3 separate regions of the Homo sapiens genome follow, and regions 2 and 3 are each linked to region 1. A link is a contact called in ENCODE Hi-C or POLR2A ChIA-PET data. All regions are on one chromosome and are shown on one strand. The core of a region is the stretch at or near the end of the contact, and the rest is flanking DNA. Distances in the headings are between cores, read along the strand shown. Region 1 holds the start of TMEM100 (transmembrane protein 100). Region 2 overlaps HLF (HLF transcription factor, PAR bZIP family member). Region 3 overlaps SMIM36 (small integral membrane protein 36).

Region 1 (4,454 bases), core at 1,360-3,859:
TTGCTTTTTGAAAGATCTGGGAAGGAAATGTTGAATGTCTATGGGGGTTAGGGGCATAGATATAATTCATGCATTGGAGGCTTTGAGAAAAGTTCTCCAAACTTAAAGGAGTCTCCTAAAGCCATGTGCTTTAGAAAGAACTAGAGAGATTTCCTCTTCTTTGTGAAAATAGAGGGCTCGCAGAAATAAGGCTGGTTGCATTGTGGATGAAATTTTGCATTTGGGGGCAGGTGTCCCCAAAGGATGCCCAGGGGTGTTTAATACTTTGTAGACACAGAGTGGAAGGAGGAATAAACATTCAGAAACAACAGGCATAGATCACTAGGAATTCTCTTTGAATTTCAATTTGAAGAGGTAAAGTCAGTTAAAGCTGCATGTGTCAGTGGTTAGGATGACAGGCTTCTATTCTTCTGATACAATGTCTGCTTTATACCAAAACTTTCTACCTCTTTGAATTTAAAATACAAATCATTGGTTGTCTACTCAGAGTCTAGAGATGTGTACCTGTGTATCAAGGCAGGTGCACACACCCTGTGGAGGAGCATTGGTGTGAATGAGGCACCTGAGCCTGACAAGGTTGAAGAAAGCTTTGGTATTGGAAGTGATGACAGATTTGTGCTCCTAGGACACAGACACACTCACTGCGCCTCATTATAGACTCAGTCAAGGGCTTACTATGAAAAAAGCTGCCATTGTCCTCTCTCTAGACGTTCAATGTTTGCACCTTTAGCTTTGGTAACAGGAAAGCATGCTTTTCAACAGAATAAGGTGATATTCAGAGCTTCAGTGCAGTTATTGGGCTATCTTGCAGGCAAAGTGGTACTAGAAAATAGAGGGGAATTGCCCTCAAGGGCCAGAGTTTGCAGGTGAGAAGACAGCTCTGTTAAGGAGCTTCTCAAGAACCTCCATTGTACGTAGCCAGCGGCCCCCATCTTACCATCTTCCGGGGGCAACTTTGGCAAGTTCTGAAATGCCCTGGTTCTAAGTATTCCTGACCCTCAACACCAAGTGACGGTACTCCTCAGATATGAAAGCTGTCTCTTTAGGTCTGACATTTTTAAAGTGTGAGGATCATGGTGACCAAGGCCTCCAGGTACTTGCCATGACTCCCCCAACCTCAGGGACTTTTCAACTTTATTTTTTATAAGGACATAACCCTCTCTCTGGCTTTCATTCCAGAATAAACAACTTCTGGTCCCTCTCTTTTTGTGACAAGTCATCAGGGTATTGCTACAAGGCAAGGCTGGAGAGAGTGTGCTGTGGTAGAGGAGAGGCGAGATGTTTGAGAACATCCAAGCCCTTTGCCAGCTATTAGAGAAATCTAACAATTTGAGAGAAAGATGGAAAACAAATCTCTTCCAAGAGTTAATTTGGATTTGTGGTTCACAGTATTAATTAGAAGAGGTTATTAACACTTGTGCAGATGAAAAAATGGAGGATGTAAACTTTTAACTACAGAGTGTAGGATGAGCTCCCAGTATTATCTTTTCTCCTCAAAAAGACAATCTTGGGCTTTATATGTTTCAAGGTTTTAAAAATTTCACAGTTTGTCTGTAAGAAAGCATAAACCTATAAAGTCACTTACAGGTTTATGGGGTGGGAAATAGATGTTTAACTTTATTGTTTAAGTATGATGTGTCAAGTTGTATATGTTTGAATGTTTAAAATACCTTGATCCTTAAAGTGGGCCAAGGAACAGAGGTCTCAACATAGGTAGGGAGCTTGTTACAGACTTACTGAATCAGAATCTAAATTTAACAATCTCCCCAAATGATATATATATCCATTAAAGATTAGGGTTCAAACCAAGGGTGTCTCTGTTACTGGGTGATCTTTGTTAAATTACTTAACCTCTCTGAGCCTGTTTCCTCATTTATGAACTAGTGAGAATTAACATTAATATGTGACATTTCTTAATATTGTGCCATGTCCACAGTAGGTGCTCTATAAATGGTAGCAATTATCATGATGATGATAATCTTGGTGCTGCTAAAGTTACCTCCTTGCAAAAGCAGTAAACAATCATGTTTAAATCAATATAACTGGCTTTCCCCCTTAACCACAAACATTTGTGCCTCCCACCCTCATTCCTAAATGAATTAACACTCAACAAGTGGGGTTTTAAGCTTCAGATGACTATCACGCACATATAAAGAATAATGGAAAACCTAGGAACATGGATTTTTGCTGGCTTAGAGACTGAATTCAGCTGCCTGATGACTTCACAGCTGTTTCTGCCACCCTAGAGTATCTGTCCCCTCGGCTCTGTCCCCTCAGCCGGGTCTGCAACGCTGACTCTGGGATTTTCTTATAAAAATGCCTGATGGACGGGAGGAAGATCTGGAGGTCGGCGGGGGAAAAAATGAGTCATTCAAATTCACAAAGCAGTCCGCTTAGTAAATGCTGCAAGAGAAAAAGTAAAAGCTGGCTCCTGTCTCTGGGGAATCTGTAGAAATGATTCGGACTCATCATGTCACTGAGCAAAGCTGGGGGAAGCCAAAACTCAGAATCTGCTGGCAAGGAAAAGAACGAAGGAAAAAAAAAAATGTTAGGGAGGGGCAAACCCGAGGGGGAGGGAATAAAAAGAGAGAGGGAGGGAAAGACAAGCGTCATTTAGGAACAGAGGTAGCCTGAAAGAAGCAGGAACTCCAGGATCCCAAACCAGAGCAGACCCTATAGTAAAGTATTTTTACATCTTTTCCTTTCCCCAGAAGAGATCCCTAACCTATTGTTTTATTGACAGCCTTGCTGTTAGAGGCTCTTTCCCAGAAGTTGGACGAAGAGGCTCAGGCGTTGCTGTTTCTTGTCTTCCAAGTCAAGTGGTTACTCTGGTAATGGATTGCCTCTCTCCGAGGTGAGTGTAAGTAATTTGGGGACAGATCTTGATTTTCAGGTTAGCTCAATCTCAGCTTTGGGGTGAAGTTATTTTTTTCAGACATAATCTCAAATATCTTTTAACTGGCCTCACCAGAAGTTAGGGTGTCATTGGACAACAGTGATTAATTAGTTTGGTGATTAAAAATGACATGTGAGTAGGCAGCTCTAAGATTTAGTTTCATTGCTCAGGGAGTGATATTTTGACTTTCCAGAGCAGGGAAGAACCAGTGAGGTTTGATTTGGAGTTGAATTTGTTTTCAGTGGATGCTTAATATATTTAAAGTATGAATCTCATTGAAATGGTCTCAAGTATCTTTCTTTAAACTTGTTCGGTAACTACAACTGCTCAACTGTGTAGCAGCTAGACAGCTTTTTGAGAATGGAAGACAGTGACTCAACCATGTCTGAGCAGCAGACAAGTTTTCACTGATTTCTCATAGACAGCATTTCAACCAGATACTTTTGATCAAAAGTCTCAAGCTTTGTCCTGAAATGTTCAGGTACGAAATACTTAGAAAGGGTCATTGCAGCAAGTTTTATACACAAAGGCATGGAGGAAAATGAAGGTTGTGAAAGTTTCCTGAAAACCTAGCATGCTTATTTGTTTCTGCATGTTGTAGTATACATAATATCGAAATTTTGTGTTGAGCTTAATAGAAAATTTGTGAATTGACAGCTAATTACTCAAATAATTGATTTTATTTTGCCAAGAGAAAGCACAAAATTATATCCTATGAAGGGGTTGAATTTTTTTTTCTTATTTTTTCTCTTTTATAGCAGATTGGAAGATATTGTTACACTTCAGACCACAAATCCCCACCTCATTTTCAATGAATTTTTTGCTGAACTGTCCACCTAAAGTGGGTAATAAAAAGATCCCAGGGAGCAGGTTGCACTGTGTTTAATAGTAACACAATAAAGATTTGTTGGCTGTCATTCAATGGAGAAGAACATCATTTGTTGCTGGCCACTTGCCTTGACATTGATTTTGTGGGCAGCCAATGGGTGATAGTTTGCAAAGAATGCATGTTATGCCCAGCAAGATTGGCGGAGTCTGAGTTGCTGTAAGTTCTGGGATTAATGGTACGAAATATTGTTTGTAATGTATTCTCCTCTTGAATGAGACCATCTTTGGATTAGGATTCAGGCATTTCTGTGTATTCAGAGGAAGGAGAAGCAATAGACAAAGCAGAAAAGCTTGTAAAACTTTTGTAGACCGCCAGGGTATATTAAACACTGTAAGTGCTTCCTGCTTTTTCTGTCTTCCCTTCATATGCATCTGCTTCATCTTATTTTTTGCCTAAATGCAAAGAGAATGCAACCAATTCAAAAAAAGAGTAAAGTTGCTTTTCACATGGATCTGTGCCTCCTAGAAAGGAGGTGCCTCCCCAGCTTTTCATTTCTGCTTACAGGGTGTACATTCTGATACATGTAGCTGACATCTCCTGTTATCTTCACAGCTTTCACCCTGGTGAGACTGTCCAGATCTAGTCTGTAAACCCAGCTTAGAAGCACTGTTGTAAAAATGACTGAAGAGCCCATCAAGGAGATCCTGGGAGCCCCAAAGGCTCACATGG
Region 2 (4,454 bases), core at 1-2,500, 440 kb after region 1:
ACCCACAGACTGGCAGGAGGCTGTATCCCAGTCCCTGAGATTTTGGGCATCCTCTATGACAAGGGAGGCCTTCCATCATGGAAGGAAGAAGCAGCCTGGCACATGCATCTAGCTGGAAAAGTTTCTGTAAGTCTTGATTGGTTGTTGCTTGGCTGGATGATACTGATGGCAAAAGTAACATTCCAAAGCAGTAAATATAAGACTCTGAATAAGGCTTGGCGCTGGGAAATCCTTATGGAATTTATGGCTTGGTGTGATGGGGAAAAAGAGTTTATTTTCAACCGTTTGTTATGAGAGGGGTCTATTTCATTGAGAAAAGAAACGTCATTATTATTCCAATAAATCTTTGTTTTCTAACCATTCAAGTCTTTCCTAAGGAAGGTTTAAAATTCCAAAACCAACTTTATTTTCAAAAGCAAGTCAAGCTTCAGGTGGCCACCTACAAGAACAGACAATAGAGGAGCTGAGGGAAGCGAGATTACCCCAAGAAATGAATTATACCACCTCTTTCTCCTAATTCCTCTTTTTGAAATTAGATATTTGTTTTACTGAAGGCAAAACAGCCAGCTTGGCCCCTGAGAAAAGTGAGATGAGAATGGGAGTAGGGGTGGAGAAAGGGGGGTACTATCGAGAGGTAAAGTACAAGGGTGGGGGGAGAAAAGAAATAAAAATAGACAAGTCAGGGAAAACCAAATGGCAAAGGTCCATTTGTTTATTTTAACAGTGTTTGCCATTCCAGGCGGCTTGCTGAAGTTCCTTCCTTCCATGGCTGGCCTTGGACCAACATTAGAAAGGTCTTAGATCTTTGGAAAGAAGATTTGGACAACAAAGTTGTTTTATCTGGGAGGGTAACTAGCTTACTCAAGAGTTCCAGGACTTTGGTTTTGATGTTATTACCTTGGCCTAAGTTTCCCTGTCCCAGGCAGTCCTGGCTCTGTTTACTGATTTTGCAAGAGAAAAGGGTGGCCCGAGGAAGGAAGGGGCTTCTCTCAGGCATCACTGCCACATTTAGCTGGATCACCTCAGTACCTGGGCACCGCGAAGAAGATGAAGACAGGCGCAAAAGTAAAACATTTTCTAAAGGTCCTATCTCTCGACACTCATAAGAGGCAAACAACACTTCTCTAACTTACTCCCCAAATAGACACCACCGTGGATGTTCTGCCAAGGAGTGATGCGAAAGTGTGTTCCGAAGTGAAATGTAAGCTTGGCCCAGTGCCCAGCTCTCTGCTGTATTTTGCACAGAGTGCTGCAGGCTGAAGGACCAAAGGAACACATTTCTCTCCACGTGACTGCAAGAGCCAGGCAGCCCAAGCAGATTTCTTTGTGTTAATAAAATGTGATCTCTAGACTGTACACACCAACAGCCCTGGAAAACGTGAGCCAGAGAGAAGGACCCAAGGAAACCCATGGCCCTGGCTGAAAAGGGACTGCAGCTGCTGGCACACTGTGTTGTATCAAGGCAGAGGCATTGCAGGCCTGGCAAATGCAAGTGAGAACACAGCCAGAGATGGAAAGACATGTCAAAGGCTCAGGGGAATGCTGCTTAAGAAATGAAAACAATCCATGGAATCCCATCAAACATGATCCTGCACAAATGTTTACTCTTTCTTGGTGGCTACAGACCAAAGTCCTCAATGGACACTCTCAAGACTTTGGATATACCTGGGATCCAAGGTACCACGTCTCAAAACTGAGACCATTCCAAATATAGCAGGAGCTTGACTCCTAGGTTAAACTGTATATCTTCTGGTCTGGTGTAAGGTGTGACTAATACACATACTTCCATACTCTCACCCCACAGGGACCCAGGCAAATGCAGTCAACTCTCTATGAACGAGGGCAGCCATGGGAGGCAATCACAGGGAACCCAAACAATCACCATGGGGTGGCCTGGACTCTGGGGAGCTTTGCTGTTGTGGGCAGTCCCTGACTCCTTGCTTCAGTGGTCTTGGTCTCCACTGGCCTCAAAAGAGATCCATTGCTCAGGGTCTCAATCTATATATATCTATATCTTGGGAAGGGAGGAGGTTCCTAGGTTGAGGAAGAAAGGGGATTAGTGGCCCCTGCTCACTGGGCCCTCTTTCAACATATGACTTAATCTCCGGACTTTCAAATTCACTGTGCCCTGTGGTCAACTTGTTCCCAATTTGAACAGGGTGTTGGGGGCAGGAGCTGAAAGGTAGCAGGAGCAGAGCACCAGGACCCAGGTAACTTCTGAACCTCTCAGGAACTGTGCTGGAGAATGCAGAAGTTTACAGGGCTAGAGGGCACCTCTGGTTGGAGAGAGTAGAAGGTCCTGGAAGAAGTCATCCCTTGGTCCCCCTCCCCTGCAGTCGCCCAGTGCCCAGGCTTCCCAACCATGGGGCAGGCAATCAGCCATCACCAGCTAATTATGGAGCAGCTGAGTTGATGAGCGACTCCCAGGCCCAGGTGAGCCTTCACCTTGGTTAATCTGCAAACCAGTTAATCAGCCTCAGGATAATTGAAAGTTAACCGTATGCAGAGCTCAAGTGCAGTTACTGGAAACAACAGGAAACAGCAGTAGCAGAGGAAGTCAGGCCCACTCTCAGTGAACTCTTTTGTAAATCCCTATAGCCAATGTTTAACCTGGAGCCCACTTCACCCTATTGCCCAACACACTCTTGGATCAAGTCCTTGTCACACAGTTACCTGGATCCCAGGGAGCACACAGTAAGTGCTCAACAAATTGCAACTGGTTGATTATTTCCCTGGTGCAGTTCATGGATTTAAAGTTAGGAGGCTGGAAGGGCTCAGAGACATTTGGCTGGCTATGTTAGAAACATACTGGGGGAGCTGCAAAAAGCACTACACTCCCCCTCAACCGTTCTTTATAGAAAGAAAAATCTGAAGAGTTCAAACCTTACCAGGAAAGCAGATCAACAGCACAAAAACGCAAAGCACGTTCCACAGCTGAGGAGAAATAAACTTCAGATTATCTGTTCCTTTAGCATGGATAACTGAGAATCACCTTCAATCCTAAACAGACTGGCAAGTTCTCCAAAGCTTCCTTAAAGAAAGTGGCTGCACTTTGATTTTGATTTCAAATATCAAGAATCGCAAGTATGGAGTGTACGGCTGACTGCCTACCGAGGACGCAGTTTCCCTGGAATCTGCAGCCATGACCTCTGGCCACAGGCAGCTTACCAGGGCCTGTGGTTTGTGGCTGCCTCTGCTGGATCAGTGGCACCTATGCCTGTGCTTTACTGGAGTATCCATGGACTTACGTGTTGGAATTACAGCTTCCCTCCACCTTGCAATTCCTGTCTCGTGACCAAGGAGCTGAATCAATAGACTTCCTTTCTTCCATACCCTCTGTTAAGCTAATCAGAATAAGCCTCCTTCAGAGAGTAAAACATTATGTGCTGGAGGCTCAGAAAACACTTTTCCAGGACATCGGAAGCAACACCGGCCTGAGTCCTTGATCTGCTGCCCAGTAGAAGGACAACTACTAAAGGATCTTCCAAACCTGCTCTGGCAGGACAGCAAACACCAGGCACCAGTACTGCCCCACCCAAGCCAAGGGCAGACATCACTAATTAATCACAGAACTCTTCACTGAGCCCAGACCGAGCCTCAGACCCTTTCAAAATGACTTCTCAGGCACCTACTAATCCATCAGAGCCAGTTGCAAGATGAAACCTACTATCACAGGCAGGTCCTACAAACCTGACTCCAGCCACCTAGAGGAGCAGCCAAAGGCCCCCTCTGGCCACTGTCCTCCTAGAAAAGTTGCCATCAAAAGAGCCAGCAGTGGGCCCTGGGGTGTTTCCTTCTGTGGGCTTTCCTTTTTTTTTTCTTTTCTTTATAAAAAAATTATTTTGTCTGGCTAGTAAACGACCACTAAGAAATCCAACCGTTGGAGCAATGATTCCAGCCAGATAATTTATTTTCAGGGTTGTTCTGGAATGCTGAACACCAGAGAGAATCTGGTGGTTTCCATTCGGCATGAAGACCATTTTTTAAGGAAGTAACTAGCTTGATTATTGTTGATTTTTTTATTCCAAAAGGTGTCAAATGTTTTTTGCTTTTCAGCGTTAGTTTTTAAACTCTGTCATCCTTTATGAGTGGAAGAATGTCAGATTCTTAATCCATCTACTACTTGGCTTGGGAGCAGCTCCATTACCCCCAAGAGGCTTTAAATTTTTTTAGACATTCACCAAAATGTGAATGTTAGTCGTCTTCCAGCACATAGTAGTCTTTGAACACAGAGTCGTAGAGCTAGAAACAGCACCTACATTTTATAGACAAGAAAAATTAGGCTTTGAGAGATTTGGTGACCTGTCCTGTCCAGAGACATCTAATGCTGACAAACTGGCTTTAGAACCTAGATTGGCTGACTCCAAGTTCAGTGCTCTTTGGAACTGGCCTACCTTTGAAATTGTTGCTACGTGTTTTCCATCTCTTGCCGCCTAAAAGCCAATGGAAATAAT
Region 3 (4,454 bases), core at 926-3,425, 270 kb after region 1:
CCCGAAGTGCTGGGATCACAGGCATGAGCCACCACAACTGGCCCATTTATATATTTTCTAATAAGGCAGATTTATTTGAAAACTGCCTGGTTTATCCTTTTATCCTTTCCCAATCTACTCTTATGACCATGAATTAATCTCACAAAAATCTGTGTCCTCATGTTTGAGGAAAAACATTACATTATAACTGCTTACCCATTCGCAATCCTCTCACACAGGAAATCTGAAATCACTAACTGCTATGTAGGATTTATCAAAATGCTGGATGTTTAATGGTGCCTAAAAGACTAAAGGGCATGGCCTATTTTGAATGTACTTTGAAAGCCTCTCAATTTGCCTTTTTAATGTGTTGACATGAGTGGAGATTTAACACCAAGGGTGACCTGAAAGTAATGAAACTTATAATTAAGTCCCAAGAGAAAACCCACATAATTATTTTTTAGTATTCACCTTCCTGTTTGAATATGATTCACATTGAAAAATATTTATTGAACCTTCCTACTATATTCAAGAGAAACACAAACAAACACAGACTTAAACAGCCAAGTTCTTAATCTTGGGCCCTTAAACAGACTGTTTAACAATCACATTGTCCTTGAATGCCCATATCTCTAAATTAATTTGCGGAAAATTAGGGCTCAGGGCTTTCTTCAGATTCTCAAAGGCATCTGTGGCCTTAAGAAATTTAGGGATCACTGTCCTGGTTGTGCAATAAGTCATATGGAAGAATTGATGGATAGGTTTGTCTACTGTGGGAAAAAAGATGGAATGATAAATTGTTAAAGGTGAATTGGTACTTAAAAATCATCTAATCTGAATCAGACTTCTGTGCTTTACAGATGAGAAAACTGAGGCACAGCAGGGAAAGGTGACTTGCCCCTAGTACAGGAGACAATTAAGAATGGGCCGTAGCCCTCATTCTGGAACTATGGATGTGACTTGTATAGGGAAAATTAACTGCCATAAAACAATTACAGGAGAAGAAGCAAAAGAGTCCCTTTGCTTGGGAGGAACAAGAAAAGACCTGATGAGGGATATGGACTTTGAAACAGTTTCAAATGATCCTTTTTTTTTTTTTTTTTTTTTTTTTTTTTGAGACAGTTTTGCACTTGTTGCCCAGGCTGGAGTGCAATGGTGCGGTCTTGGCTCACTGCAACCTCCGCCTCCTGGGGTCAAGCTTTTCTCCCACCTCAGCCTCCCAGGTAGCTGGGATTACAGGTGCGTCCTACCACACTCAGCTAATTTTTGTATTTTTAGTAGAAACAGGGTTTCACCGTGTTGGCCAGGCTGGTCTCAAACTCTTGACCTCAAATGATCCATGTGCCTCGGCCTCCCAAAGTGCTGGGATTACAGGTGTGAGCCACCGCACCCAGCATGTTTTTTTTGTTTTTGTTTGTTTGTTTGTTTGTTTTTGTTTTTGAAACAGCTCTCCTTCTGTCACCCAGGCTGGAGTGCAGTGGCATGATCACAGCTCACTGCAGCCCGAACCTCCCGAATTCAAGCAATCCTCCCACTTCAGCCTTCCTGGAGTTGCTGAAACCACAGGCATGCTCCACCATGACTGGCTAATTTTTTTGATTTTTCGTAGAGACGAGGTCTCACTATGTTGCCCAAGCAGGTCCCAAACTCCTGGGCTCAACTGATCCTCCCACCTTGGCCTCCCAAGTTGCTGAGATTATAGGCATGAGCCACTGCACCCAGTCTCAAATGATATTAATAGATTTTAAGCGATTACGGAAGGCTAAGGTGACAGTGGATGGAATATGAGTGTCATCTAGGGAGAAAAAGCACAAAGCTAAGAATGTATGAATCCTGTTTGAACAACAGTGTGGGGAGGGGGGCAGCGTGGGGGTGGTGGGAGAGGAATAGAAGGAGATGAAATGAGGCCAGAGAGATAGGTGGCAATCCTGTTGCGAAAGGCATCGGAGACCAGATGAGGATTTACACTCTATACACAACACGGGTTAAAGAATCCACAAGCTACCATGTATTCCCTATCATATTTCCAAAGCCTTCTTTAAATGCTTGCACTTACTCAGCATTGGCAAACACTCATAAACACTGCTGGTGGGCTGTAAATCAGTACAACCTCTCCAGAGGGAAATTTGGAAATCAGTATCAAAATGCTTTGAAAAGGGCATAGCTTTTGACTGAGCAATGTCTCTTCCAGGAATTTATTCTAAGTAAACAATAATGAATGTGCACAGATAGTTCTCTCTAAGACTATCCATTGCAGTGTTTGTTCTAGTAATGAATAATGCAAAATTGCCTAATGCCCACACATAGGGAATACATTAAATTATGGTATCTCTTCACGATGAAAAAAAATATGGTCATTAAATCTCATGTTGTAGAACAGTAGTCACTGGCATGGGAAAATATTTATGATGCATCGTGAAGATTTTAAATTTGTTTTGATTATTTTACCTTCTGTATTATGTTTTCCTCAAATAAGAAGCCAGAGGTTTTAAACTTGCCTGTGCAAGTTTATCTTGCTTTATTTCACTAAAAATGTATTGTAAGCATAGAAAGCCCATAACACACTTTTTTAAAGCAAGTTTCACAGCAGTACGTATACTATCATCATTAATGTAAAAGGCGTGTAAATACATGTATATAGACTCAAAGGATACTCATTAAAATGTTAATGAGTGGTTATCCCCAGTTGTTAAATTAACATTAAAAATTTTTACTTTCTGTTGATCTATGTTTTCTAGGTCTTAAAAAATAACGTGTGATCCTTTTAAAAGCAAAACAATACAGGTATTCGTTTTGTGAGTTTTTTAACGGTAATCCCTGCAGCTTTTTTATTTTTTAGTGAGGAGGTAAATCCAGCCAGGATGATTGCTGACCTCAGCGGTTCTTTCTCTTTTGTAATGCACATCAAAATGCTACAGGACACTTTCCTTTCTCAGTTTTTCCTATCTTATTTTGAAAGCTTGTTTTGTCTGAGATAATTTATTTGGGGGCTTCATTTATCTCTTAACATTTCCTCCTTTTTAATAAACATCTTTCTAAACCCACTTTTTAAATATGAATATTCCAAAGACTCACACCAAACACCTACTTAAAACCAACTTCCTAGGAAAGTTACTTCTGGTTTTGTCAACAGTTCCATCGCTGCCCAGCTGACACTGGTGGTCAGCTGCTAATGACCCTTCCGCTGGAGAGAAGAGGAAGTGGGCTTGGCTCTAACTTGCCCTGATCCCCTTCCAGCCTGACATTTCTATGCACAGAGAACTAATGGAGTCAGACCAGACTGCAAATTCCCATGCTGCCATGCAGGTAGATATTTCCTAGAGAATCAGAGAGTTCTGCTACTAATCCTCAAAAGGGGAAAACACTAAGTTATTTCAGACATCACCCAATGAAGATCTATCCCACTGCCCTACTTAGTCTTGACCCAACTACTCTAAATATCTATTTTACTGTTAAAACCTGGGAATCTCCCATTAATAGTAGAACTAATAAATAAATTGTGGTGTATTCCTACCTGCAGGGGTGGGAGGGAACAGTAGGGGCTTCCAGGGGATCTGGTAATGTTCTGATTCTTGTTCTCAGTGCTAGTTATTAGCGTGTGTTCAACTTCTAAGAATCCACTCTATGTACACCAATGATATGTGCACTTTTGGCATATATGTTATACTTGAATAAAAAGTTTAAAAATACACTATTATTTTTAAAAACAACCTGGAAATCGTTACTGCCATTCCCAGAACAAAGATCCTGGTATATTTTATTTGGATCAGTGCTGAACTTGCCAAGAAACCTATGGGATGATTTATATGGTTTGCAGGCCTTTAAACGTGAAAGGAAGGCAGAAGAGTAGAAAACAGGAGTAACCTAAATGCTTCAAAACCTAACTGCATGGGTTCACTTTTTATTTATTTATTTATTTACTTACTTATTTATGTCACCCAGGCTGGGGTACAGCGGCTTGATCATAGCTCACTGCAGCCTCAAACTCCTGGGCTCAAGCCATCTTCCCGCCTCAGTCTTGCAAGTGGCTTGGGACTACAGGTGTTTACCACCAGGCCTGGCTAATTTAAAAATTTTGTTGTGTGTTGGGGATAGAGTGTCATTATGTTGTCCAGGCTGGCCTTGAACTCCTGGGCTCAAGTGATCTTTCTGCCTCAGCCTCCCTAAGTGCTGGGATTATGGGCATGAGCCAACCACACCCAGCCCGTGGTCTCACATTCTAAGGAACTGCCCAGGTGGTGTACTTCAGAGAAAAGGATGTGGTAAGAGTGTCCAAACACAGCCACCCATTCCTAGCCCTCCCTATGGAGACTTAGATCACTGAGCATCTTACTTCCCTCTCTATCAAAGTGTTGGGTTTTTAAAAAATTTATTTAGTGAGTGTTGACCTAATGGCTTTGTTGTCACTGGAATTATATGTCTAAGGAAAGACACAATTTACAGAGGAGGAGAGTACCCAAAATATACAGCAACGA

What was found. Hi-C counts contacts between places; a loop is a spot of excess contacts on that map. ChIA-PET counts read pairs that join two places held with the same protein, here RNA polymerase II (POLR2A). Pooled maps may share reads with other maps.
Region 2: a map of heart right ventricle shows a loop between it and region 1 (3-fold over the local background). The contact joins the enhancer-like site here to the promoter of TMEM100 in region 1. A Hi-C loop is called at or near these places in 4 of 168 maps with a recorded cell type or tissue (Right ventricle myocardium inferior, ascending aorta, heart right ventricle and 1 more) and 12 of 50 pooled maps.
Region 3: a loop to region 1 is called in a pooled map, with 1.9 times the contacts of the local background. The contact joins the enhancer-like site here to the promoter of TMEM100 in region 1. A Hi-C loop is called at or near these places in 1 of 168 maps with a recorded cell type or tissue (K562) and 10 of 50 pooled maps. POLR2A ChIA-PET finds 5 or more read pairs at or near these places in 3 of 52 experiments (A549, WTC11 and activated T-cell).

The regions. Positions count from the first base shown.
Region 1 is chr17:55,721,019-55,725,472 of GRCh38, reverse strand. TMEM100 (transmembrane protein 100) reads left to right here and starts at 2,609. Exons shown (of 2, transcript NM_018286.3): 1 at 2,609-2,854; 2 at 4,338-4,454. The coding sequence starts at 4,403.
Region 2 is chr17:55,282,492-55,286,945 of GRCh38, reverse strand. All of the region lies in intron 2 of HLF (HLF transcription factor, PAR bZIP family member), which reads right to left. Among named protein-coding and RNA genes, the nearest start is that of HLF, 20 kb to the right of the region's middle. RefSeq lists an enhancer at 408-2,844. Within about 2 kb of position 1,250, at least 24 of the 41 ENCODE cell types and tissues checked have a DNase peak (open chromatin) inside an H3K27ac peak, as active enhancers do; they include ascending aorta, heart right ventricle and sigmoid colon, where a contact is called at or near this core.
Region 3 is chr17:55,452,757-55,457,210 of GRCh38, reverse strand. All of the region lies in intron 4 of SMIM36 (small integral membrane protein 36), which reads left to right. Among named protein-coding and RNA genes, the nearest start is that of MMD, 33 kb to the right of the region's middle. Within about 2 kb of position 2,175, at least 3 of the 41 ENCODE cell types and tissues checked have a DNase peak (open chromatin) inside an H3K27ac peak, as active enhancers do.